Linked DNA regions of Mus musculus: all the other regions are linked to region 1. Evidence: chromatin loops called from intact Hi-C (ENCODE). Cell type or tissue: left cerebral cortex. All regions are shown on one strand. Region 1 overlaps Albfm1 (albumin superfamily member 1). Region 2 has its middle 9.0 kb from the start of Gm35999. Region 3 has its middle 10 kb from the start of Gm35936. Region 4 has its middle 5.5 kb from the start of Cxcl2. Region 5 overlaps Afp (alpha fetoprotein).

Region 1 (5,000 bases):
TATCATTAGTGAGACAGCACTAAACTTCCAGAAGACTGACACGGCCTACTTCTAAGAAGTTCCGTGGCAGAGCCAAGGGAATTCAGGCCATGTCATCTAAGCTGACGTTTCCCTAGCTCTGGGTCCTAGGAATTTAGGTAAAAGCAGATATGGTGACAGAGAGTACAAATTAAAATTTCTTCATAGTAATTTATAATAGAAAGTGAAGATAATGTCCAAGTGCAACAATAGTAAAAGGTTAGAGTCATATAACAGAACATTACAGGATCATTAAAATGCCATTGTGAAGAATAACTAGTGACAGAATGTATATAAAATATACAGTGTAATGTTTTAAAGAAAAAATGTAAAATGATGGGGGTAGCAGGCAGCTTTTGGCGTATGTTACTCTTTGCTGTATCTCAGCCTTTGTACCTATAATTTTATTTATAATTTCAGTGTTACGATTTCTGTCTTCACCTGAAAGTGTCCTTCATTTTGCTTTTGTAACAGGGGTTTCAGATTCCTTGGCTATAACTCACAAATCGGTGGGGTGAGCTTCCATCGTAAAAGCTGAGTGAGAAGTCTACCTAATGAGAGATGCTTGGTCTTGGGAAGCCGGGAGACAGCTCTGTAGTTGCCTGCTAGGTCTCCTTTCATTAGACTCAGTTCTGAATCATGGGGGGGGGGGGGGGGGCAGCAAACTCGTTGAAAAAGTATCGAGAAAGTGTTTTCTCGAAAGTCCTGCAAATCATTAAGGCCCATCAGCTCGGCCATGGCGGACCCCGCAAGCGCAAGCACGTCACCCTGGGAGGGGGGAGGGACGCCAGCCTTGTGGGTGGTGGCAGGGGCTGCAGGCCAGGACTTCTCCCTGTGAGTCTGGAGTAGTGCCAGGGTGGCATGCCTAGAGAGCCTCTGGGGGCTGTGAGGAGGTGGAGTGCTTCACAAACTCCCCCACTGAGAGACAAAGGTGATGGCTGGCAGGGAAATGCTACAACAAGCAGGCTGTAGCAAGAGCCGGCAGGACCTGCATTACTAACCATAGTGAACCCAAAGACGGGTGAGCAGGAAGCAGTTGAAAGTGTGCGCCCACCATACAAGTATGGCATCATAGACTTCTGTGTTACACATGCATTTATGATGTGTGTCTCCACACTGTTGGGCTTAAATGATATTTTTTTTCTCTATTTGTCTATATTTTACAAATGATCATAGTTACCTTTATCATAAAAAGAATCAATTTTTTTGCCGGGGGGTGGTGGCGCACACCTTTAATCCCAGCGCTTGGGAAGCAGAGGCCGAAGAGTCAATTTTTTGTTTTGTTTTGTTTTTTGTTTTTTCGAGACAGGGTTTCTCTGTGTAGCCCTGGCTGTCCTGAAACTCGCTCTGTAGACCAGGCTGGCCTCGAACTCAGAAATCTGCCTGTCTCTGCCTCCCAAGTGCTGGGATTAAAGGTATGCACCACCACTGCCCGGCTCTCAATATTTTTTTTAAATCAGAATATAATATAACATAATCTTTCTTGCCAACTGTTCTGTCCATATTCAGCCTTCATTCTTAAGTAGACCTAACCGGAGTCCGTCTCCAATGAAGACAGCGTGTTTGTGTCTCTGTGCCATTTAATCTACATAATGTGGGTATATAATCCAACCAGTTTATACCACCTTTGAATGATAACTATCAGATTCTAACAAATTGACTATTCGGAGTAAGGAGCACAGAATTCTTCCCATTGCAGTTGGGTCAGCACACACACACACACACACACACACACACACACACACTCCTACTAAAGCAATTGCTTGTGGCACTGAAGTATCTGGGCCACGTACCAGGAGATGAGTCTAACCTGAGTCCCAGGCCACAGAAACAGACATACATGTGAGTGTATTTGTCAGAGAATCTGAAGCTCGTGGGAGCAGCAGGACTAGCCTGTCAGGCAGGTCCAGAGAGCCTCCTGTCTCTGCCTCTGTTGTTGCAGGTGTTTGAAGCTTCACTTAGGTTCTGTAGGTGTGCTGAAGGTGAAACTCGGGTCTCATGCTTCTACCGTAAGCACGTTAGCCCCACCCCCAGCCGTCTCTCCAGACCTAGAACTGGCTCGTCCTATAGTTGGAAATGTATACACGTTGACAAGCATTTCCTTATTTCTCTTACTCTAGTGTTACTTGGAAAACTTCAGATCATGAACCCTGGCAACCTACACCACAGGACTTCTCTGTTTCTAAGCATGATGGAGGTGGTGATGGCGATGATGGCGATGATGGGGATGATGGGGATGGTGGCGATGATGGTGATGGTGGTGGTGGTGATGGTTGTGGTGTTGATAATGGTGACGGTGGTGATGGTAGGTCCACCTGCACCCATTTTTAACTATGTTCTTCCATCAGAATCCCCTTCCCTCCTGACACCCACACGAAAAGGGTACCTCACCCCAGCTCTCTTACATATACAGGGACGGTCTTGACTATCCTAATGAAGTCTTCAGTTATAATGAAGCTTCCTCACGTACACTCCCCTCTCTCTTCTGACTCACAACTGCGAGTTCCCAAACACCTCCTCACACCTCTCAAGGGCTCTAGTCTCATCTCTGGAAATAGCTTTTTCTCCTCGCTCCAGGCTTGCTTTCCGCCGGCCCGGCAGCTAGTTCATGGATGCAGTTCTCAGAATGGCCAATAGAGGGAGGAAGAGCACAAGAGCTGAGGATGGAAGTTCACCCCGAAACAAGAAGAAATGGCCTTCCCTATGGATGATGGGCGAGAATGGGTCTCCCATCGCCCGAATTCAGGACATCTGGAAATGAGGTTCAGAACGAGAACCTCGGGGAGTCGTTACTTCTGACCACTCCGAACACAAAAGCTGCCGTTTCTGTAAGGGCGATGGGCGTGGGAGGGCTCTACTGGCTCGAAGCAGAGCTCACCCCCACTGAGGTCACACCCAGGGGTTCCTTTCGAAGCTGTTTACCTCTTCTGTCCTCTCTGCTCCTCAACCCCAGTCTCTCCCAGGCAGCCTCTGCTCCACTTGTATTCTCAATATTTCAGTTTTTTAGTTTACCTTTACATTTTTTATGTCCAATTTTGACCCTAATTACTACCAATTTGTTTCCAGGTTTTTGTTTCCACAGTTTTCAATTTTCACTAAATTATCTATCATTTCCTTTAAAGCAAATCCTTCTATTTATATGCTATTTAAAATTAACTTTCACATTAGTTTTCATACTTGCTTTCAAATAGTTTCTTCGACGGTCTAGTATCTAGTTTCTTTTTCTTTTACTAAGTACTAGGGAGTAAAGACAAGCCTTACTCGTGCTTGGGATGAACATATACTGTATACTGCGCATATACACTGAGCTATATCCCCAGACCTTTTAAAAATAATTTTTCAGATTTAGAGACAGCCTCACTACATATGTAAGTCAGACTGGCCTCACTCACTGTGTAGCCCAGGCTTGCCCAGAACTCTGCAGTCCCTCTGAATAGTTAGGACTCCAGGTTCCTTCCAGCAGGCCCAGCTTCTATTTCCTGTTAACCTGTTACTCTTCAGTTTTCCTATGCCCTCAGCTTCTGCTTCCTGCCCCTGTTTCGTGGTCTCAGAGTGAGACCTGCTTTCTCATCCCCTCGTTTCTTCATAACTAGAACGGTGCAATGATGTTACCTGCCTCGGAGACTTGCAGTGAGGATTTGATGAAGTAATAACACAGTGCTACCTAGCTGTGTCTCTTCTTCAAGGAGCAGCAAACCTTGCTTTCTAGAGTAGAAATTAACTTCTTTCTTGTATTCTCACATGGAGCCTGGGCTAATTGTCACTAAGTTACAGTAGCCTTTAGCAGAAAGATACAGTATTTAGCTTATGCTGTTTAGTGTAAATGCTATAGGCATAGATACATTTCTGTGGTCATATGCAAGTCTGCAAAGTGTTGCTCATCTCCGTTCTCTACTTTCCCTGGACTTTCAACTACAAACTAAGAATGTAACTAACAGCTTTACCTGATCGTCACATAACCATCAAGTAGAAAGAATGTGTCCATTCTTATTATAAGAGGAAGAAAAGGGAGGAGGAATGGATATATATATGCACATATTATATATTATATGCTATATTATATATTATATGTTGTGTTAATATTCTATATTATATATGCTATGTGTTGTGTTATAGGTTATAACATGCTATATATTACATATCATATGTTGTATATTATATATTATGTGTTATATACACACATATATGTTGGGGATTGGTCTGGTGCTATGTATGTAAATGTATGAATGCTAAATACTGACTCCCAAGATCTACTTGCCCTCACATGAGTCAATTCCCACATACACCAGCCTTTGTTGTATAAAGCTTGCTCTCCAATTTAAAGCTATTGGTCAAATAAAAGTGGCTATAGCTAATTACTAGGGAGAACAGAGGGAGTGGGAATTTCAGTTACTGGGCTGGACTAGGGGTAGCAGGCAGGGACCATAAGGAGAAAAGGAAAGAGGAGGAGGAGGGGGAGGAGGAGGAGGAGGAGGAGGAGGAGGAGGAGGAGGAGGAGGAGGAGGAAAGGAGGACAAGAGAGGAGGAGGCTGCCAGGAAGCTGAGGGGATCATGAGCACAGGGCACATGGGATCATGAGAAGTGGACCCTGAACAGGCTGATGGAGCAAAGCTAACCTGGAGACACACAGTCAGCAAGTCCTTGGGAAGCACAGCTGGGAACTAACAATCTTGGGTGAGAAAATTTAAATTATGTTGTAAAAATTATTTAATCCCGGCCTGAGGTTTCTATCTTGCATTAGACATCCCCGACTTGGGATTGGAGGAGAACCAATATGTTATAGTAATTATTTAAATCCAGGCCCAAGGATTCTACTCTGCCTTTATGATTCAAGTTCCCAGATGAAAGACACACACATAACCTTCATATGTATAAGCCTTAAACAACACAAGAGCTGGGCAAATATCTACCCTCTATGTTGTTAGAATCTACCTTCCTATCGATAACCCTGAGTTATTACTTACTGTGTTTCATCTTGGCTG
Region 2 (5,000 bases), 180 kb after region 1:
TTGAGGGGTAACTATTCTAACATTCAACAAAGGAGACTTTAAATCAAAGCTAACCAAAAGAGATAGAGAAGGACTCTCTAAGCTTGTTAAAAGCATCATGCAGTGATGGGATGTCACAACCCTAAGTGTATACTCATCAAACACAGGGAACCCATTTTCATAAAAGAGACACCATTTCCAGAGTTGCCTCCAGTTGTGTTTTCTTTATTGTTTCTACTTCCACTTTTAGGTCTTGGACAGCTTTTTTCAATTCCTTCACCTGTTCAATTGTGTTTTCCTGTATTTCTCTAAGGGATTTATTTGTTTCCTCTCTAAGGGCTTCTACCTGTTTACCTGTGTTTTCCTGTATTTTTTTTCCAGTGAATTGATTTTAGATCAGCTTCCTGCTTTTCAGGAAGTGTTAGTGTATCCAGGACTTGCTCTGGTGGAAGAACTGGGTTCTGATGATGCCCGTGTGTGCTGGCTTCTGTTGCTTATGGTCTTGCATTTGCCTCTCACCATCTGGTTATTCCTGGTGCTTGCTGGTCTGGGTGTCTCTATCTGGAGCCTGCCTTTTATGTTCCTGGGTTGTTTCAGGTCTCCTGGTAGGAGTATACAAAGTTGGGTAGGTAGGGAAGGGGAGTTGGATCTGGAAATATTTGGAGAAGTGAGTATAATCAAAACACCTTCTTGAAAAACTAATAAAAATATCAATGGATCAAGTAAAGCAGATTGTTCTCCCTAATAAGAGCGGGCTTCATACCAGAGAAAATCCCAGATCGGACTAAAGACTGCCCCTCTATTCTATAAGAAGAAATAATGGCTGAGACATCAATTTTATCTTACATTTGGACTCAAACTGAATGAGCAAATCTCAAATCCGGAGCTCATGTCCTTCGGCCTAGAGTGACATCCTTGGCTCTCCTGTGTCTCTAGTTAGCTAGCTACTTACTGATCATGAGTCTTGTCAGCCTCTATAATAACATGATCCAATTACTTATCATTAATCTCTTTTTGTAATTTGTGCATTCTGGTGATCTGTTCTCTGGGTTCCATTGCCTCACATAGGCATCACCCAACATTTGGGGTGTGGTTTTGTAATGCTAGGTGTGGACTAAGGATCTATGGTAATCTAGCAGCTCCCAGAAGGCCCTGCTGTTGCTTTCCATCAGCAGAGGAAGCAAAGCTCAGAGACGCAAGGCTCTTGCCCAAGGCCTCACAAGTGGGAAAGGTATCACTAAAAGATTTTCAGTTGAATCAACAATCAGGGTCATACTGGAGAACAGAAACACTGAGGAAGCACATTTTTTTTTCTTTTCTTTTTTTAAACTGGAAACCGAAGACCACCTACCTAGCTTAGGGTAGCCCAATAGGTTTTCTTATTCATTTAAAAAGATGAGTAATTGACAAAGCCATTTCTTTGGCAAAGCCAGAGGATATTTGCAGCATGTCAGCCTAAATATAGTCAAACAATTTTTAATTTCATGTGAAACTCTTCTTTTATCTCCACAAACTGCGCTGTTTCTCTCTCTCTCTCTCTCTCTCTCTCTCTCTCTCTCTCTCTCTCTCTCTCTCTCTCAGTCTTAACACACATACACACAACATTCATACACTTTATTCTTTCTGCTTATGAAAACATTTTTAATTCATGAAAGGAATTAAAATTTATTTGTCCACATCTCTTTAGTGGACAGATTGCAGATCTTGTAGATTGAATGGAACCAAACCAGGGTTAAAAAATTATCTAAGACTGTCTCACAGTTGTATGGTTATGTGCACTTGAGAGGTGACATGGTGTTAGACTATCTAAGGTCTGGTGCCACGAGATTTAACAAGGGGAGCCAAGTACCTCTGGGCCTACAAGCTATACACAAATGCACTTGTATTTACAGAATTGGAATGCTTACAGACTAAAGTTCCTGAACATGTATGGAAACAATAGATACCATCTGTTAGGTGCCCATATAGAGTATTTTAATGTGATACGATCAAACCTTACATATCTGCTTCTAGAAGTTGTCAACATAAGCTTCTAGAAGGTGACATCTTGTTGAGCCAGAGAAGAGGACTGGGAATCATGCATGACTATAAAAGATTATAACATGCCCATCTGAACAATTACAGAATCAAGAGAAAGGAGACAGTTCAGGAATTGTATACACTTCAGGACTGAATGGAGGCTGAAAGTTTTCTGAAGAAAAAGCAGAATCTTACTGGGGAGACCAAAAAACACCATTTAGACATAAAATTACCACCATATAACATTGTTTTGAGTGTACAATTGACTGAGTTACAAAGGCAAATATGAAGATGACTAATAGTGTACAATAAATCATAATTCAGGCACTGGTTCTCACTGTACCTCACTACTGTGCCGCACTGCCTTCTAAGAAAAGCCACCTATGTCTCCATGCCTTTCTATTGAGGGAGCCTCAGACATGTTCATAGACTATATCTTTGAAACTAAAAGTCCTGTTTTTAATGTTGCACTAGTCTCTACGGTGCTCACTGGGACAAGACTGCCACCTCGTGTTATCTCCGGCTGTTCACAGTCCTAGCTTGCTCTTGTGCTAAAAGTGAACATTTGTTGGGAATGCTTTGCCAGCTGTAACAGAAAAGAATCCCTGAACCTTCTGTCAATGCAGTGTGAGTATTAATTCCTGGGGTTAGCAGGTTTGCTGTGGTGTGCTGGAAGGTATTGGGTCTTTTGAATTCCTGCTAGTGTTGTTATGGATAGATGAACGATAGATAGATAGATAGATAGATAGATAGATAGATAGATAGATAGATAGATAGATAGATAGATAGATAGATGCATACATACATACATACATACATACATACATACATACATCAACTAGAATTGAAATCGAGGAGTTGATGTGGTTAAACATAAACCTCTCCTAATCTTTACTGTAGATGTTCGTGTTTAATAGCAAGTTCTTTAAAAGGCTCCCAGATTTTTTTGAAAGTACATTCCTTGATGTCTGCAAAAGAGGCTGCAAGCCTTTGCAGGCAGACCAACTATTTAAACTATTTCTGAAGCATGGTGAAGAAAGCGATTTCTTTACATTCCTAGAGAGGGCTATACTGGGATACTTCCTGCCTCCTGCTTCCCTGAGCCTCTGCAGGCCATTTTTGTTTTTGTTTTTGTTTCTTTCCACCTTCTTCTGTCTTCATTTCCCCCATCACATATGTTAGGCGGAAAACAAAACAAAACAACAACGAAGAAAGGCCTCCAAAGACATGACTATTTTCATCAAAATAGAAGACAATCTGTCATACTACATATCTAAAAATGCCCCTGGACACTCATAATGAGTTTATAATGCAAACTGACATGTCTGCCCGCCAGTTCCCCTACCCCCAAAGGATACATTTTTTAAACTTTGTGCTAGGTAAAACAGCCATTCACAAAGACCAGATGCATGACTCCATTCATCATTTTTAAGAATGGGAAGAAGAGGGGAAACATTTAGCAGCTGGAGAAAATAAGGTGACTAAGAGTTAGACGTGGGGTTCCTGTGGGGATAATAAAATGTTCCAAAATTGTAGTGATGAGAGCATATGAATATGTCAAAAAGCTCTTGAATTGGACATTTAAATGGTGAATTGTGTGGTGTGTAATTCTAGCTCAGTAAAACCCAGGTTCTGGGCCCAGCACCAAAGTTGTGGCTCACAACCTCAGTGATCCCCATGCCAGGGTATCTGACAGCCACTTCTGGCTTCTATGGGCACCAAGTATGAGGCCCGTGTACGTACATACAGGTAAAACACTCATACATTCCGAGTATAATAAAATAAGTCTTTAAAAGATGTAAAGGGGAAAACTGCAAGTCTTGTGTAGGTGCCCTTTAGAAATGTACTTAAGACATTTTTTTGTTTCAAAAGAATAAACATAAGAAGGAAAGTCCTATAATGGCTGCTTTGAAGATGTTAAAGATGCGGGTTCAGGGGAAAGAGCCACTGTGGCAGACAAGAAGACGTATTGGTACATATCTGATATCCTTGTACCATAAATAAAATATTGATTCACTTAGACACTTTTCAGCTTCTTTAACCAGCCTTAAAATAACAATGGCCAATAGACCGGAAACCACTTTAATTCTGTGCATACTCTATTCCTGAAGTAATCACTGTAAATCAGAAATTGACGAGAAGCCTTGCCACGTAGGATTCACCTGTAATATCTTAAAAGTGAAAACGTGGGGGAGGGGAGGTCCCAGGTAAGAGGTCAGAGGAGACGTGGTCTCTGTGAGAGCTGACCAAGAGTCAGAATAAGGAAAGAATAGACTTTATTCCTAAGAAAGAAACAGCAGAAGAGTTCCAGATTTCAGAATCCCGCAAAGGAAGTGAAAACACACACACACACACACACACAGCTATCAAAAAAAGGCTATCCAGAGAGTCAAGCCTAGGGTGGCGTCAGTTGTGTAGCTCGCAGGCAGAAGAAGGAGAGAAAAGCTACTTCAAGGTAAGGCAGACAGCGGCAGGCAGTCCCACCCTCACTGAGGACAAGCCGCCACCCTCACAGGACTCAAATTCAGCTGCGGGTTTTGGTGAGTCTGTGAATCTTCCAGGAAACCGTTCCAAGAAAGGAATTCCAATTTTGGGAGGCTGTATGGTGTGGCTAGATGACAACGCCTGGACGTCATCCTGAAGGAGAAACTATTTTTAAAATTCGAGTACTCGGGCAGTGGCGGGCAGAGAGGGTAGGCGCTGAAATCAGGAAACATACAGGTTGGGGAACTGCAAATTTGTTTTTTCCGGTTACAGACAAGGGAACACCACAGAGATGCAGCTGTGGAGAGTAAGAAAGATGGAGACTGATAAGCTAAAGCCACCACCTGTCATTTACTGCTTTTGAGTCCGAGGATGACTAAGTTCCAGGAGCATCCCTCTGGCACTCTGGTGACTACAATTGGGAGACTGAGAAAGTATGAAGGCAGGCCTGATGCCTGTACTGATCCCAGTGCTATGGTTGCTTCTCACACAGCCAACACAGTGGGAGACACCCTAGC
Region 3 (5,000 bases), 390 kb after region 1:
TGGCCCTGGTCTAGTCCGTTATGGTTTTATCCAGATAGGCTGGATACTGTTCGGTGCCCCAGGGACTACCCTAGGTAGAAATCTCAAACATAACTGGACCATTCTGCCTCATATCTTTGAAATGGAATGTTGTGACAAACATTAAAGAAAATATCAAGAAAGCAAAAGGTGTGTGTGTGTGTGTGTGTATGTGTGTGTATGTGTGTGTGTATGTGTGTGCTTGTGTGTGTGTGCGTGCATGTGTATGTGTGTATGTGTGTGTGTACATGTATGTGCCTTTTGCTGTTCTTTATTTTTGAGAGTGCAATTTAATTGTATTTTCTGCTATTAATTGACAAGAGAAAACATCTGAACTTTAAACTGTAAACTTAGCTGGGGCATTTCTCAGAAATAGAAATCATAATTCTAGTTTTTCCTGTTTGAGTAAGTTTGAGTTTTAAAAGTTTAAAAACAAAAAACAAAAGTGAACCCCTAGCCTGTCATGATGGCACAGGCTTTTAAATCCCAGCATTTGAGAGGCAGAGGAAGACGAATCTCCGAGAGTTTGCGTCAGCCTCATCTACAAAGAGTTCCAGGACAGCCAGGGCTGTTACACAGAGAAACCCTGTCTGGAACGAGCTTCCCATGCCAAATAAACAACAAAATAAAAGGATTGAAAACTGGGGTCTGGATTTGAGAAATTTTTGTCTGGATTTTAACATTTTGGATTATGGGCCATTAACGATATATACAGATTCAGCAATAAGATCCTTTCCATTTCTACATTGTAAGAATTTGTAAATGTCAGTAGAAATGATGGAGAAGGTGATGAAATAGAAGTATACATGACAACACAGAGAGAAAAGATCAATGTACAGAGAGTGAGTTGTTTTGAGACATGTCCCTTTATGTAGCTCTGGCCGGTCTGGCACTAATGTGTAGCTCACACTGGCCTTGAACTTGCTTCAAGCAATGCACTTGAGCATCTCAAACTGGGATTAGAGGACTGTACCACATTTGGGGTGCTCAGCAACAATGTAAATGCAGCGTGGGGGCCCGACAGTGGCACATGCTTTAGTTGCGGTGCTTGGGGGCGGGGCAGGGCAGGTGGCTCTCTAGGAGTTCTTTCAAGGCCAACTTAGTCTACATAGTGAGTAGTGAGTTCTGTAACAGCAGCCAGGGCTACATAGTGGGACCCTGCCTCAGAGAGGGGGTGGGGGGAAGAGAGAGAGAGAGAGAGAGAGAGAGAGAGAGAGAGAGAGAGAGAGAGAGAGAGAGAGAGAGAGAGAGAACAAAAATTGACAAAAGTTGATTTTATACATTTAGTCCCAGGGCTAGGAGAGCAGAGGCAAGTGGGTTTCTGTGAGTTTAAAGTCAGCCTGTTCTGCATAGTATATCAAGTTCCAGGGCAGCCAGGGCTACATAGTGAGATCTTGTTTCAAAAAGAACAACAACCAATCAATAAATAGTAAGTAACCATAGCAAAAGCTAAGTCTTATACAATTATTAATAGGGATATTTTATTTTCCTATATTAAAATGTGTAGGATTCACTAGTCTCTATGACTTTCTGAATTTAAAAATGGATAAAGTCTATTTACCTTTGACAGAAAAGTATTTGTGCACACAGTTTGTCAATATACAGTTTTTGATGAAACTGGAACCTCTGTAATTATTCTCATTAACCAAGATCTTAGGCTGTGGGTGTGAGTCAAGTGCCCCCCCCCCCCACACACACACACTGTTAGTCAATCAACTAACTAAATTAGAAACAGCCTTGACTGGCCTCAAAACTCATAGAGATTCTTCTGCCCTGTCTCTCAGTGCTTGGATCAAAGGTGAGTACCGCCAGGTGTGGTGGTTTATGCCTTTAATCCCAGCACTTGGGAGGCAGAGGCAGGTGAATTTCTGAGTTCGAGGACAGCCAGGGCTACACAGAGAAACCCTGAAAAACCAAAACCAAGACAAAAGAAAACATGAGTACCGCCAAACCCAGCTTAGTTTATTTCTAGCAACTGTAGGTTTTAAAGAATATATATGGTCATTTAAAGATTTGTTTATTTTATGGATGTGAATACACTGTAGCTGTCTTCAGACCCACCAGAAGAGGGCATCAGATCTCATTACGGATGATTGTGAGCCACCATGTGGTTGCTGGGATTTGAACTCAGGACCTTTGGAAGGGCAGTCAGTGCTCTTAACCATTGAGCTATCTCTCTAGCCCATATGATCATTTAAATAGTAAAATAAAGATTAACCTAAAAAAGGGTATCACTGAGAACAGGACCTCATGTGAACAGTGAAAACAGAACAGATTTAGTCTTTAGCCTTTTGTTCTTTCGGCTTTGATGACTCTCACTGCTGAGAGAGTCTGGAAGCACACACAAAAAGTCGATGAGCTACAGGTAATTCTTGTAATTCTGGTACTTCAACCACCATGCAGGTTGTTTTAGACAGTTAGCCCAACACTGCCCTCTAGTGGCTAGTAGAAACACGCCAACAAGCATTTTACGGTTTTCAGTTAACAAAGGACATTTTTTTCCCCCTGTTATTTTCTTTTTTCCTTAATACACACAGATATTTCTTCTGGGTCTTATTATACCATACACTTTTAAATTATGATTTTTTTGTTCGTAGGAATTTTTAATTATTGACCAGCTGCTTTTTAAATCATATAGCTGTGAACTCTGAGAATTTAAATAAGTGATGTTAGATCCCCTGTTAGAGAGTGATAATAAATAAGGGACCAGAGGGTGGGAATGCATTGTGTCTAGCCAGTCTCTCTTATGCCAAGCTGAGCTGCCTTTTAAACTCAGCTGCTTGTGGCCCAGGAGGCCAAGGCTTTTATCCGCCATAGACGTGAGTTGTGGACTCAATTGTACCCAGGAAGCTTCCAGCAACTTCTTATACTCAACTCACTCTTGACTTTCTTTCCACAGTCATTATCTTGAGTAAACACAAGGCTTTGAACTTTAGGACTCTATTACTCCAGTTGGTGCTACAAGAACAAGATGTGTATATGATTAAAACATCATCCCGATCTTTTATTACAAAGGCTTGGCACACAGAAGAAGAGCTTTCTGGAAATGCACTCTTTGTCCCTACCTGGCAGTGACCGTAGCCAGGAGGATCTGATGTAACTTGTGGCCGGTGTATGGTGTGCAGTGTTCAAAGGGCATGGTCTTATTTCCATCAAGGCTGGCTGGAGTTATTGGAGCCCTGACGTTGCTGTCATTGCCGATAACCCAGTAGTAAAACTGTGTCCTTTCTGTTTACACTTTTCTCATCGTGTCTGTGAAGCCAGGACAGGTAAACACATGGGATTGTGGGACAGGGAAGCGCAGTGGGTATATGGACCATTTACACATCCCCTTGTTTGTCTTACTATGTTACCTTGAAAGCTTTCGCAGGGCTGGAGACACGCGGCTCAGTGATCAAGAGTACATGCAGAGGACTCAGGTTTGGTTTCTAGTACCTGTATGGCAGCTCACAACCATCCAAGTTATGGATGCATATGTGTAAATGCAGAATATAATAAAATAGATAAATGAGAGACAGAGGGAGGGGGGTTGGGGAAGGGGAGGGAGGGGAGGAGGAGGGAGAGGCAGAGGGGGAAGGGGAGGTGAGGGAGAGGGAGAGAGGGGAGGGGGAAGGAGAGGGGAGGGATAGGGAGAGGGGAAAGGGGAGGGGAGAGGGAGGGAGAGAGAGCGGGAAGAGAAGAGGAAGAGGAAGAGGAAGGGGGAGGAGGAGGGAGAGGGAGAAATCACTTTATTAATCAGTTTTCTAGTCTGCACAGAGGAAACAATTGGATTTTGAACTAACCCTTATGAGACACTCAGGCTTTGTCAGATGTAGAGGTAAGAGGTAGAGAACAGCCCAATTGTTATGCTTCCCGTGGGGAGAGCAATGTAAAAGGACCCAGTGTGAGCAAGGGGGCTCGATTCAGTTTTCTTCATCTCTTTTCTTCCTCCCCCACCCCACACCCGTTGAGGTTTCCATAAAGTTGATATTGGTAGGAAGGCAAAGCTATTGAGGGGATCTTGGGGTTTTAACAACTTGCAACTGGGCTAGAGAGGTAGCTCAGTGGTTAAGAGCACTTGCTGTTCTTCCAGAGGACCAGGGTTTGGTTCCCTCCATGCGGGTCTGGCGGCTCACAATTGCTTGTAACCCCAGCCTCAAAGGCACATTTTCTTGGTACCTGGAGGTACCATACATACATGTCATTCAGAGAGAGAGAGAGAGAGAGAGAGAGAGAGAGAGAGAGAGAGAGAGAGAGGAACAACAACAACAACAAAACCCCTGTTACTAAGCCAAGAGTGTGAGAGCAGCTGAGTCTCAGTGCTGGAGAGTTAGAAGCCGAAAACTCGCTTCCAGATAAGTGTAGCTCTTACTCCTCATCAAAGAAACTCCTTTTGCTGCAGGAGACCATTGCAGCGGTGAAAGCTGTTGTCGAACAGCTGACTGTGGTGTGCCCGTACCCGGTTAATCCATCTATAACCCAAACTCAGGAAACAGTGCAGAAGAGTTGGGGGAAAGATTGTAAGAAGCAGTGGTTCCCACTGGAAAGTCTGACGTTTGCAGGCATGGAAGGAGGACGGAGAGTTCAGGCTCTTTCTCAGCTACACAAGGAATCGGAGGCGACTTCCGGCTGCACGGGAATCTATGCTTAAAAAACCCAGCAAGGAAACAAACAACAAACCAAAAATGAGTGTATCCTGATCTGGGTGTGGTGGTTCATGCCTGCCTGTAATCTCAGGGCTCGGGAGGGGGTGCAGAAGGAGTGTGAATTTGAGTTCAGCCTATGCTATATAGTAAAACCTTGTATCAAAAAGACTGAAGGGATATACGCACGCCTTTAATCCCACCACTAGGGAGGCAGAGACAGGCGGATTTCTGAGTTCGAGGCCAGCCTGGTCTACAAAGTGAGTTCCAGGACAGCCAGGGCTATACAGAGAAACCCTGTCTCAAAAAGCCAAAAAAATACAAAAACAAAAACAAAACTTCACTGTGACATTTTCATGT
Region 4 (5,000 bases), 320 kb before region 1:
CGATTTTATCCGATATTAAAATGGCTACTCCAGCTTGTTTCTTCAGTCCATTTGCTTGGAAAATTGTTTTCCAGCCTTTCACTCTGAGGTAGTGTCTGTCTTTTTCCCTGAGATGGGTTTCCTGTAAGCAGCAGAATGTTGGGTCCTGTTTGTGTAGCCAGTCTGTTATTCTATGTCTTTTTATTGGGGAATTGAGTCCATTGATATTAAGAGATATTAAGGAAAAGTAATTGTTGCTTCCTTTTATTTTTGTTGTTAGAGTTGGCATTCTGTTCTTGTGGCTGTCTTCTTTTTGGTTTGTTGAATGATTACTTTCTTGGTTGTTCTAGGGCGTGATTTCCATCCTTGTATTGCTTCTTTTCTGTTATTATCCTTTGAAGGGCTGGATTCGTGGAAAGATATTGTGTGAATTTGTTTTTGTCGTGGAATACTTTGGTTTCTCCATCTATGGTAATTGAGAGTTTGGCCGGGTATAGTAGCCTGGGCTGGCATTTGTGTTCTCTTAGTGTCTGTATAACATCTGTCCAGGCTCTTCTGGCTTTCATAGTCTCTGGTGAAAAGTCTGGTGTAATTCTGATAGGCCTTCCTTTATATGTTACTTGACCTTTCTCCCTTACTGCTTTTAATATTCTATCTTTATTTAGTGCATTTGTTGTTCTGATTATTACGTGTCGGGAGGAATTTCTTTTCTGGTCCAGTCTATTTGGAGTTCTGTAGGCTTCTTGTATGATCATGGGCATCTCTTTTTTTATGTTTGGGAAGTTTTCTTCTATTATTTTGTTGAAGATATTAGCTGGCCCTTTAAGTTGAAAATCTTCATTCTCATCAATTCCTATTATCCGTAGGTTTGGTCTTCTCATTGTGTCCTGGATTACCTGGATGTTTTGAGTTAGGATCCTTTTGCATTTTGTATTTTCTTTGACTGTTGTGTCGATGTTCTCTATGGAATCTTCTGCACCTGAGATTCTCTCTTCCATTTCTTGTATTCTGTTGCTGATGCTCGCATCTATGGTTCCAGATCTCTTTCCTAGGGTTTCTATCTCCAGCGTTGCCTCGCTTTGGGTTTTCTTTATTGTGTCTACTTCCCCTTTTAGTTCTAGTATGGTTTTGTTCATTTCCATCACCTGTTTGGATGTGTTTTCCTGTTTTTCTTTAATGATTTCTACCTGTTTGGCTGTGTTTTCCTGCTTTTCTTTAAGGGCCTGTAACTCTTTAGCAGTGCTCTCCTGTACTTCTTTAAGTGACTTATGAATGTCCTTCTTGATGCCCTCTATCATCATCATGAGAAATGTTTTTAAATCTGGGTCTAGATTTTCGGTTGTGTTGGGGTGCCCAGGACTAGGTGGGTGGGAGTGCTGCGTTCTGATGATGGTGAGTGGTCTTGATTTCTGTTAGTAGGGTTCTTATGTTTGCCTTTCGCCATCTGGTAATCTCTGAAGCTAGCTGTTTTAGTTGTCACTGTTAAGAGCTTGTTCTTCAGGTGACTCTGTTATCCTCTATAAGCAGACCTGGAGGGTAGCACTCTCCTTAGTTTCAGTGGGCAGAGTATTCTCTGCAGGCAAGCTCTCTTCTTGCAGGGCAGGTACCCAGATATCTGGTGTTCGAACCAGACTCCTGGCTGAAGTTGTGTTTCACTCACTAGAGGTCTTAGGATCTCGTGTGGAATCCTGTGTGGGCCCTTGCGGGTGTCAGGCGACTCCGCTGGCAAGGTAGCCCGGAGCTCGAGTGGAGTGGAAGGGGTTTGTGCCCCAGATCAAGCCCGCGTATCTGCTTCCCTATGTACCGCAGTCTCAGGTTCCGTGCGATTGGATTGGGGCAGGTGCTGTGTTCCACTCACCAGAGGTCTTAGGATCCTGTGGGGAGTCCCGTGTGGGCCCTTGCGGGTGTTGGGCAAGACTCTGCTGGCAAGGTAGCCTGGGGCTCGAGTCGAGCGGAAGGGGCTTGTGCCCCAGATCAGGCCGCCAGTGTAGCCTGCTTCCCTATGTACTGCAGTCTCAGGTTCTGCGCGATTGGATTGGGGCAGGCACTGTGTTCCACTCACCAGAGGTCTTAGGATCCTGTGGGGAGTCCCGTGTGAGCCCTTGCGGGTGTTGGGCAAGACTCTGCTTATGGGTGAAATATTTAGGAGGTTTGTTGAGAGCCAAACAACAGTACTTGCTATTGCTGCATGCATTCAAATGTACTGCACTGCAATGTCTCACCAGCACAGTAAAGCTAGATAAAGGTGTAAATGACTGGGAATGAGAAAATGAAACTGTCATTAGTGACATATGCTATAACTGTTTATAAAGAAAATTCAAAGTGGCATACAAGTACATCGTTACAATGCCAATGAATATAAAAATTACACTTCAAGCATCAGGTAATGTTGTCTGAAAGATACTATGTACAACATTCAAATAAAAGCCACAGAAGTTTTAGAGTCACAAGTTTGAGAAGAAATTTGCAGGAAGAAAATCTTTTGAATGTAATTTAAAGAATTTAAAGATCTTATTTCACAGACTATATGAATATTACCAAATGGTTTACTATTTTAAAAGATTCACCAACTATCCCTTTAAACTAATCTATAAATTAAATATAATCTAATTCCAAATTGCTGTATTCAAAATTTCCATAACTATGTGAAACTATATTCACATATCCTTATTACAAAGTGCATTTGTCATAAGGAAAAAAGACTACAGAGACCAGTGACTACTATTATGCAGTCTGACAGGTTTGATTCTGACAGTGGCCAGCAGGTGGCAGACGAGGAATGCTCATGAGTCACTTTTGGCCCAACCATCGCAATCACTTTGAAAACAGTTTTTAGTGTCACTTGCTCATCCTTCACTACTTGAAGATGAGTTGATAATTACTACCTCATAGCTAGTGGTTCCATTTCTATATGTATATTCTTGGTCTCTATGATAAATATAACTGGAAACTAATACAAAAAAATTGAATTTGCATTCATAATAGCAAAACTATAAGCAACTAAAATTTCTAGCCCTCGGTGAATCAAACAAATGCTGATATGAAATTCCGCAAAATGAGTCACCTTTGTACGAAGTGCACACGCATGTGGCCAGATGTTTGATAAACCCTCATCTACAAAGCATCGTCTCATTCATCTAAAGTTCAAAGATAAAACTAGAGAATTGTTTGAAAGTCCAATGATAGGCTAACCTTAACGGCACGTGTAAGACAACTGAATTCAGGAAGGAAGCTCCATAGTTGGGGAGAAAGAGGGGCTGAGCCTCGGGAGGGCACAGAATGGATTGGGAATCCTGGTGAAGTTCTCTAGCTTGGTAGTGGGAATGTGCATGGCTATTAGTTTTGCTATTGTTCCTAGAACTGTAATATTGTACAGTATATATACATATATATGAATATGATATGCATGTGTATACATAAATGTTTTATAGAAGCCTTAGTGTTATAAATATAAAACCAGATTTTCCTATGATCTGTATTTTACATTTTTTGCATCCATATTATTATGGAATTACAAAATTTGTCAATGTGACCACGAGATGGCTCAGCAGGCCAAGGGACTTCCTGCCAATCTGATAATCTGATTTTGATCCCAGAAATCTACACAGGAGGAGAAAACTGACTCCTGAATGACATCCTCTGAGCTCCACACGCACTCCGTGGCTCTTACACACCCACACACAGAAATAAATGAGTATGAAAACATAAATACATAAAATAACAAAAATCAAACCTAGAAAAACATGCTGTGTCTTTTAAGTGTTCTCTATTCACATGCATGAAAGAATTACAAATGTCTATAAAATTATCCACTATCCACACAACCATATGACTTTCTGTATGCGTGTGCTTATTATATGCAATTGTTGACCTTCATCATCAACTTGATGGAAATTAGAATCATCATGGAAACATAAGACCTGCTGCGTTTATGACACTGTATTACGGAAAGGCTTGAGAGAGCAGAGAAGCCCACCCCCAGCGTGGGCAGCAACATTCTGTGGGAGAAACAGACTAAAAAGGGGTTGAGAAAGGGAAAGGGCTTTGTCTCAGAAGAGGGGAAACAAGAACTCTCCCCAGCTAGACTTTGTCTTCTACACATGTCCCAGTGGACGTAATAAAAGGATAAACTGTGCAAAAGCAGACAACAGAGAATGCTCGCTGACTCTCTAAGGCAGCCCTGATGGACCCAAGCACTCTCAAGAGCAATGTATTGTCTTGCCCTCTTTGTTGAAAAAGAAAGGAAAAAGTTGTTAGACATTAGTCAATAAGGAAGTAGATTTTTTTTTCCCAGTTTGTTTTATTAGAGAGGGAAAGGAAGTTTTGGATATAATAAAACTCTTAATAAAGTCATGAACTTCTCTGGAGGGGGAACTATCAAATTTTATAGGAAATTGATATTTGCAGTTAATTTAAAAGAGTGATGTAATGAGAAGTGTGTGTGTGTGTGTGTGTGTGTGTGTGTGTGTGTGTGTAGGGCAGAAATCAATGAATGCCCAGTTTTAAGTGGGTGCAGGGAATCCAGAGACTCGGGTTCTCAGGCTTGTGTGGCACAAACTTTGCTGACTGAACTATCTCTCTATTTCTAGAGAAAGATTTTTTCCCCCTTTGAGAATAATCCCAAGTCTTAGCATGTTGCAATAGTCTTTCTTTTTATGTTCTTTCCTATAACCCTATCAATATATAATAAAATCCACCCTAAGTGTAGGCTGTCAGGGCAATGGAATTCAGAATATAGCAGTAATTTGTATTTGGTTACAGCTATATGATATTTCCATGTACCTAAAGTTTAATTACTAAAAATGAATTGTGAATTCCAATTCTGCTATCTTGTTAAAATGCCTCAGTTTTTTTCATATTTAACATACCTTTTCTGCATCAAGAAACCAAACTCTCTAAGTGGAAAAATTAATAGAATTGAGAAGATCATGTCTCTTGGTAGTCTCAAAGCTCAAAGTATCTCCTTTACCTTAGAAAGAAAATTTCCATTCAGTTTTATCTGAATAGATCAATTTAGTCTG
Region 5 (5,000 bases), 88 kb after region 1:
ACTACTTAACTAGTATGTTTAATTTTTTTTCATTATCCAGTGGGGAGCACTGCCAAAGGGCATGTGTGGGTCCTACTCCAACTCTGTGGAGTGCAGTTCTTTTTCTTCTCCCTTTACATGGTACCCAAGGATCCGGCTCAGGTCCCCAGGCTCGCACAACAGGCGCCTTTACCTACTGAGCCTTCTCACTCACTGGCCTACAAACTGTATTTCCAAAGACTACTATCAATGCAGTTTACAGATTATCCCCCAAATTCTAGTACCACCTACCAGATTGTCCTGACATCCAGGTAGATTTCCAGACTGGGAACACTTCTCCAATATTTCCTGGTACGTTTTAGCAATTCTTAGAATGACTGAGACAGGAAGGTTGGGGTGAGTTCTTGAGTATTCATGAAGAAAGCTTAAATATGTAGGAAAAATATCATGTTGTTAGAACTAAGACAACGTTACACTATTAACTAACTCCCTAAGCATTCCTATATAGCAGTCAGAGCATACAGACATTAAAAGTCAAACAGTAAGTGAAGCAGAAAAGCAAACATAATTTGAATTCTGTGAACAGCAAAACTATTAAGGCAGTCCCTCAAATCACCCAGTAAAATGTCCTTTCCTGAAATCATGACATTTGCCAGAAAATACATGGAACTGGAAGTCATTAAGTGAATAAGCCAGGCTCAGACAAACTGCATGTTTTCTCTCATATACAGAACCTAGGTATAAACTTATGTATGCATGCATGCATGTGAAATTATTTTTAATTAAAGAAGAACAATACAAATATACCCCTTTGTTTTGTGTCTCGCTATGGCTTTTCAGTGGCAAGATTTCCATTCATTTATCCAACAAATATGCTTTCAGAGTGTACGGTATGCTTTAAACAGTGAAGAGCTAATGCCATGTAAGAGAAAAGACCTCCCCTCCCCTCTCTTAAGGAGACAGACGCAAGCTTAAATGGGTCATCTCTCTTTGATAGTGATAAATCAATGAAGAAAAATAAGAAAGACGAGGGCAGGAAAAGAGGCGACACCCAAAGACGAAGGGACACTAATTCAGCTTGCGGTCAAGAACAGCTCCTTTGACTGAGGGCTAGGGCAGCAGACTTGTGAGTAACAGAGGGGGATACAGGCTTGGTGGAAGCCTGTTCTCAGCTGAGAAAATGTCTCCTGCAAACATTCTCTCCACTGAAGGCCTGTTGCTATGAAGCCAACTGTTAGCTCTTTTATATGTGTATGCATATGTAAGTGTAGAGATCACTCTTTAAGATGAATTGTGCTCTAAGTTTGTAGATGTAGGTAGTCTTGACTTCTACCACCAACAAAACACCTAGATGTTCCTCCTAAATCTAGTCTTTGTTTTAGTTTGCCTAACTTTATTTAGCAGTACAAATGACATGTGAATACCTGATTTTAGTGCAGCCAAAGAGCCACAGCTTTTGGGAATACTGGCGAGAAGATTGAGCCATTACTTTGATTGCTGCATTAGCATCAGGCGCTTAGCTTAGGAAAAGCCCTCGGAACCCATTAGGCATGAGGTCCTAAGAGCTGCACAAATCTCTCTTCTAATAGAGTGCATAGAAACATCCAAGAAAGGGGAAGGTGTTAACTTGACTGTTGGCTTCCCTTAAAGGCCAATAGAATGAATACATGCCTGCTGACTATAGTACAGAAAACTTCTTTTGTACAAATGTCTCTAAACAGGTTTTCATTTCTTAAAAATTCTATACATATCAAGCAATCTGTTTCAGTGAAAGAACTGTTATCTGGCACTATCTATTGAGCTATATTTAGGGGAATGTTTATTTTTTTCTGAAGTGTGTATTATAGTGTGTATCATTATATTCATGAGCTTGAGCACTTCTTATTTTTAAATTTAATTTTATTTATCTATTACTACTAGAGGGGGCATGTTTGCCACAGCACGCACGTGTTGTCAAGGACCACTTTTAGAAATTGGCTCAATCACTCCACATCAGTTTCCTTGAGTTGAACTTAGGTAGTCGAGTTTGTGTGGTGCTTACCCACTGACTGAGCCAACTTGGCAGCCTATGCCCTCCTTATTACAAAATATACAAATTATCTTTGAAAGTTCGTGGTGGTTTTCATATGAGATATTGAAACAGAATGGCATAAAACAAAATATAGATTCATAAGCCAGCCAATTAATAGTGGTAATTGTGGGAACTTCATCACGTTACAGTAGATCTCATTCCTAGCTACAAGTTCTATGCTTACATCTCCTGGGTGTCACGGCATCTAGACAGCCAGCCTCAGTTGAGCTAAAAAACTATAGCCCCCACCCCCCATCACTTCATGGTCTTTATCATTGCAAATATACATTTACAGGGCATGTTACCTTGCCATGAACATGATTTTTTCCTCTGAAGAAAATTGGGCAAAATTTCTGTCTCCCAAAAACTGGCTTGGATTTAGAGATAAGCCTTCAGGTTTGACGCCATTCTCTGCGTGAATTATGCAGAAGCCTAGTTGGATCATGGGTAATTTGCAGCACTCTGCTATTTTGCTTGACAGAATATTTTGTTGAGAACATATATATGTCATGACTTTTTCCTGCAATGGGTAAAGTAAATAATATAATATATAATATAATACAATATAATAATATGTAATATAAATCTCAAAGGTTTATCCTCTAAGGTAGGAACTTAGAGCCCGGAAAGGAAGTGGGAGAAGAAATCAATGGCGAGATGAAAAGGAGGATCAGGGTCAATGAGATATCTCGCCTCATCACTCTTCTGTTTTTACCTATCTTTCCCTTTTTATTTTGCTCATTTTTGCTCTTCCTCATTGCTTTCCGACTTGTTCGAGTCCTCTTCGCACAGCTTTCATCTAAGTCCTGCCTTCTATTTTAGTAAACGTCTTCAAGATGAGAAGGAAATGTGTTGTTTAAACAAGACAGCAGCTTTTTACTGTTATTGAAACGTTCCAATGTGCAATATTCACCTCTGACATTCTAACCTTGCTAGCTTTCCCTTCCTTCCATCTTGATCAGAGGGATCTGCAGTGACCCACTCTGCCCGCCAGAGGGCACTCTAGAAGACGAACTGGCTGTGCAAAATCCTGTACACCACGTTGTCTCTGCTCAGGGATGTGCATTCTTACAGTGACCCTTGAAAGCTATTATTCAGTTGTTAAAGCCTTCCTGTAAAGCACTGAAATTATTTTTCCACTCTCAATGAAAAAATAGCGACAAGCTCCAAAAGTTAAAAGCTATTTTTTTAACTAGAAAAATAAAATCAATAAAATTGTCAATTACAAACCAAGAAAACTGACCTCAAAGAAAAACAAAATCGTTTTTTGCCAGTACTCCTAAGGGGCTGATGAATTCCTAATGTGCATGAGGGAAAAAGTAATCAAGTCCGTGCTTCAGGATTCACCACTCCTCACAGCAGGGGTGCCATCTGTCCTGGAGGATCCAGTCTGCCCCCTGGGAGCCCTGTCACCTGCTGACTTCCCTGACTACCTCTACAAAGAACGAATGACACTGAGTATATTGAAGTGAGTCTTTTCTGTCCCTTTTTCCAACATCATTTGAGCCTTTAACAAGAGAGATTTAAAAAAAAAAAAAAAAGGTAGTCCTTGGTGTCACAGGGATGAAAGGAGGAGTAATTTGGTATATACAGGCCTCTCATTCAATATCTAGAAAGCTCAGAGTTAACCCAAATTAGCCACATCATCTATATCACCAGTTCTTATATAATCTGTTAAATAAAGGAATTTAATTCTTTTAGATCCCTTTATTTATACCTCTGCTTAGTAATAAATAGACATTTTCTCTCTTGCAACAGTTTCTTGCATTATTTTTACTTATAAGTCTGTCATTAAACTATGACAGAACCCTTCAATGTGCCACACATTGCCCTGTAGAGACAATGGTAAACAAAAGACAGTCTATAACTTCAAGAAGGCCAATTGTTTTATCTCTCCAGTTAAACTATACATTCTTTGATGTCAGTTTATAAGTTTTCCCGGCAAGTGGCCCTCACTGTAAACCAGCAGCTAGCTAGCTAGTGGGAGAGACTCAGTCTCTCAGTCAAATAAGAACTGAATGTCTCGTAGTCTCATGAAAGGGATCAGATATTGCTAATGCCTGAGGTGAGACCCCAAAGCAATCATGACGTAGCTCAAATTTTACTCTTCGAAAGTCTGTAAGTTCACTGCACCCCAGCCAAGCCAGGCATAGTGAAACATTAATTGAGACAAAAAGGGAGAGAGGGAGACTCCTACCCCATCCTGCAGACACTCCAGCGAGTTTCCTTGGCAACACTCCTCGTGGATGTGAGCCACATCCAGGGCCAGCTTCTGAATCTCAGTAAAATTTGCTTCAGTTAACTTTTGACTTAGCTTAATAATGGTTCTGGAAGAGGATCATTTAAAAAAAAATTATCTTGTTTATCAGGATGAAATCGCATTGTCTGTAGAGGATCTGGGGAGTTACCTCCAGCGGGAAAGAACAGAAATGTGTTCTTTTAAAAGAGACGGAAACACATCTTAGGTCTCGTCAGCTTCTGCTCCACCAGGCACAAGCTCTGTAGACTGGGGGACTGGGTGCTCAAGTAATTTGGAAGTCATTTGTAGCTTCCTGAAGACTTTCTAGGAACTCAAGCTAAATGTCGCCCTTTCTTGTTGAGCCCTGATCCTGAGCGTTTGTTGCAGACACAGAAGCACTCGGCTACAATTCCAGCAAACCAGAAGTGGAGGCAGGAGAATCGGGAGCTCAAGTCCAGCCTGAACTACCAGATTCTGCTTCAAGGCATCAGACCACAGCAGAAGGAAGTATAAAACAAAGCTGCCAGAATTCATGGGAAGAGGTGCCTGTGCAAAGACCCTGCTTCCTTGAATAAAGGATTGAGTCTTTGTTACTGATAACTTGGGAATCATTGTGGCGTGTGTGGCTTTTCTTGCTAACAGATACATGATGCCATTGCTGTCATTGTGTCCTCCCATTTCTATTTTACTATTAAGACAAATATTTAAGGC

The links. A loop is a pair of places that touch in the nucleus more often than their neighbours do. Peaks named below come from ENCODE experiments on the same cell type or tissue, not always from the same donor. Only the 100,000 strongest peaks of a DNase experiment are listed, where the experiment ranks them.
Region 2: it touches region 1 in a loop (8-fold over the local background); 12 of 42 quality-filtered maps call a loop at or near these places.
Region 3: a loop joins it to region 1, with 4 times the contacts of the local background. A loop is called at or near these places in 12 of 42 quality-filtered maps.
Region 4: it touches region 1 in a loop (2.4-fold over the local background); 7 of 42 quality-filtered maps call a loop at or near these places.
Region 5: it touches region 1 in a loop (3-fold over the local background); 8 of 42 quality-filtered maps call a loop at or near these places.

What each region holds. Positions count from the first base shown.
Region 1 is chr5:90,586,789-90,591,788 of GRCm38, reverse strand. All of the region lies in intron 12 of Albfm1 (albumin superfamily member 1), which reads right to left. Among named protein-coding and RNA genes, the nearest start is that of Gm42109, 4.3 kb to the right of the region's middle. In left cerebral cortex, a CTCF peak has its summit at 2,645 (motif pointing right); a DNase peak (open chromatin) is centred at 2,617; H3K4me3 peaks cover 465 bases; H3K27ac peaks cover 301 bases.
Region 2 is chr5:90,402,903-90,407,902 of GRCm38, reverse strand. No RefSeq gene overlaps it. Among named protein-coding and RNA genes, the nearest start is that of Gm35999, 9.0 kb to the left of the region's middle. In left cerebral cortex, a CTCF peak has its summit at 2,511 (motif pointing left); DNase peaks (open chromatin) are centred at 2,512, 4,620 and 4,892; H3K4me3 peaks cover 299 bases.
Region 3 is chr5:90,200,786-90,205,785 of GRCm38, reverse strand. No RefSeq gene overlaps it. Among named protein-coding and RNA genes, the nearest start is that of Gm35936, 10 kb to the right of the region's middle. In left cerebral cortex, a CTCF peak has its summit at 2,465 (motif pointing left); a DNase peak (open chromatin) is centred at 2,438.
Region 4 is chr5:90,906,925-90,911,924 of GRCm38, reverse strand. No RefSeq gene overlaps it. Among named protein-coding and RNA genes, the nearest start is that of Cxcl2, 5.5 kb to the right of the region's middle. In left cerebral cortex, a CTCF peak has its summit at 2,722 (motif pointing right); a DNase peak (open chromatin) is centred at 2,745.
Region 5 is chr5:90,498,977-90,503,976 of GRCm38, reverse strand. It overlaps Afp (alpha fetoprotein), which reads right to left. Exons shown (of 15, transcript NM_007423.4): 7 at 4,248-4,377; 8 at 2,356-2,570; 9 at 271-403. Among named protein-coding and RNA genes, the nearest start is that of Afp, 11 kb to the right of the region's middle. In left cerebral cortex, a CTCF peak has its summit at 3,040 (motif pointing right); DNase peaks (open chromatin) are centred at 3,044 and 4,258.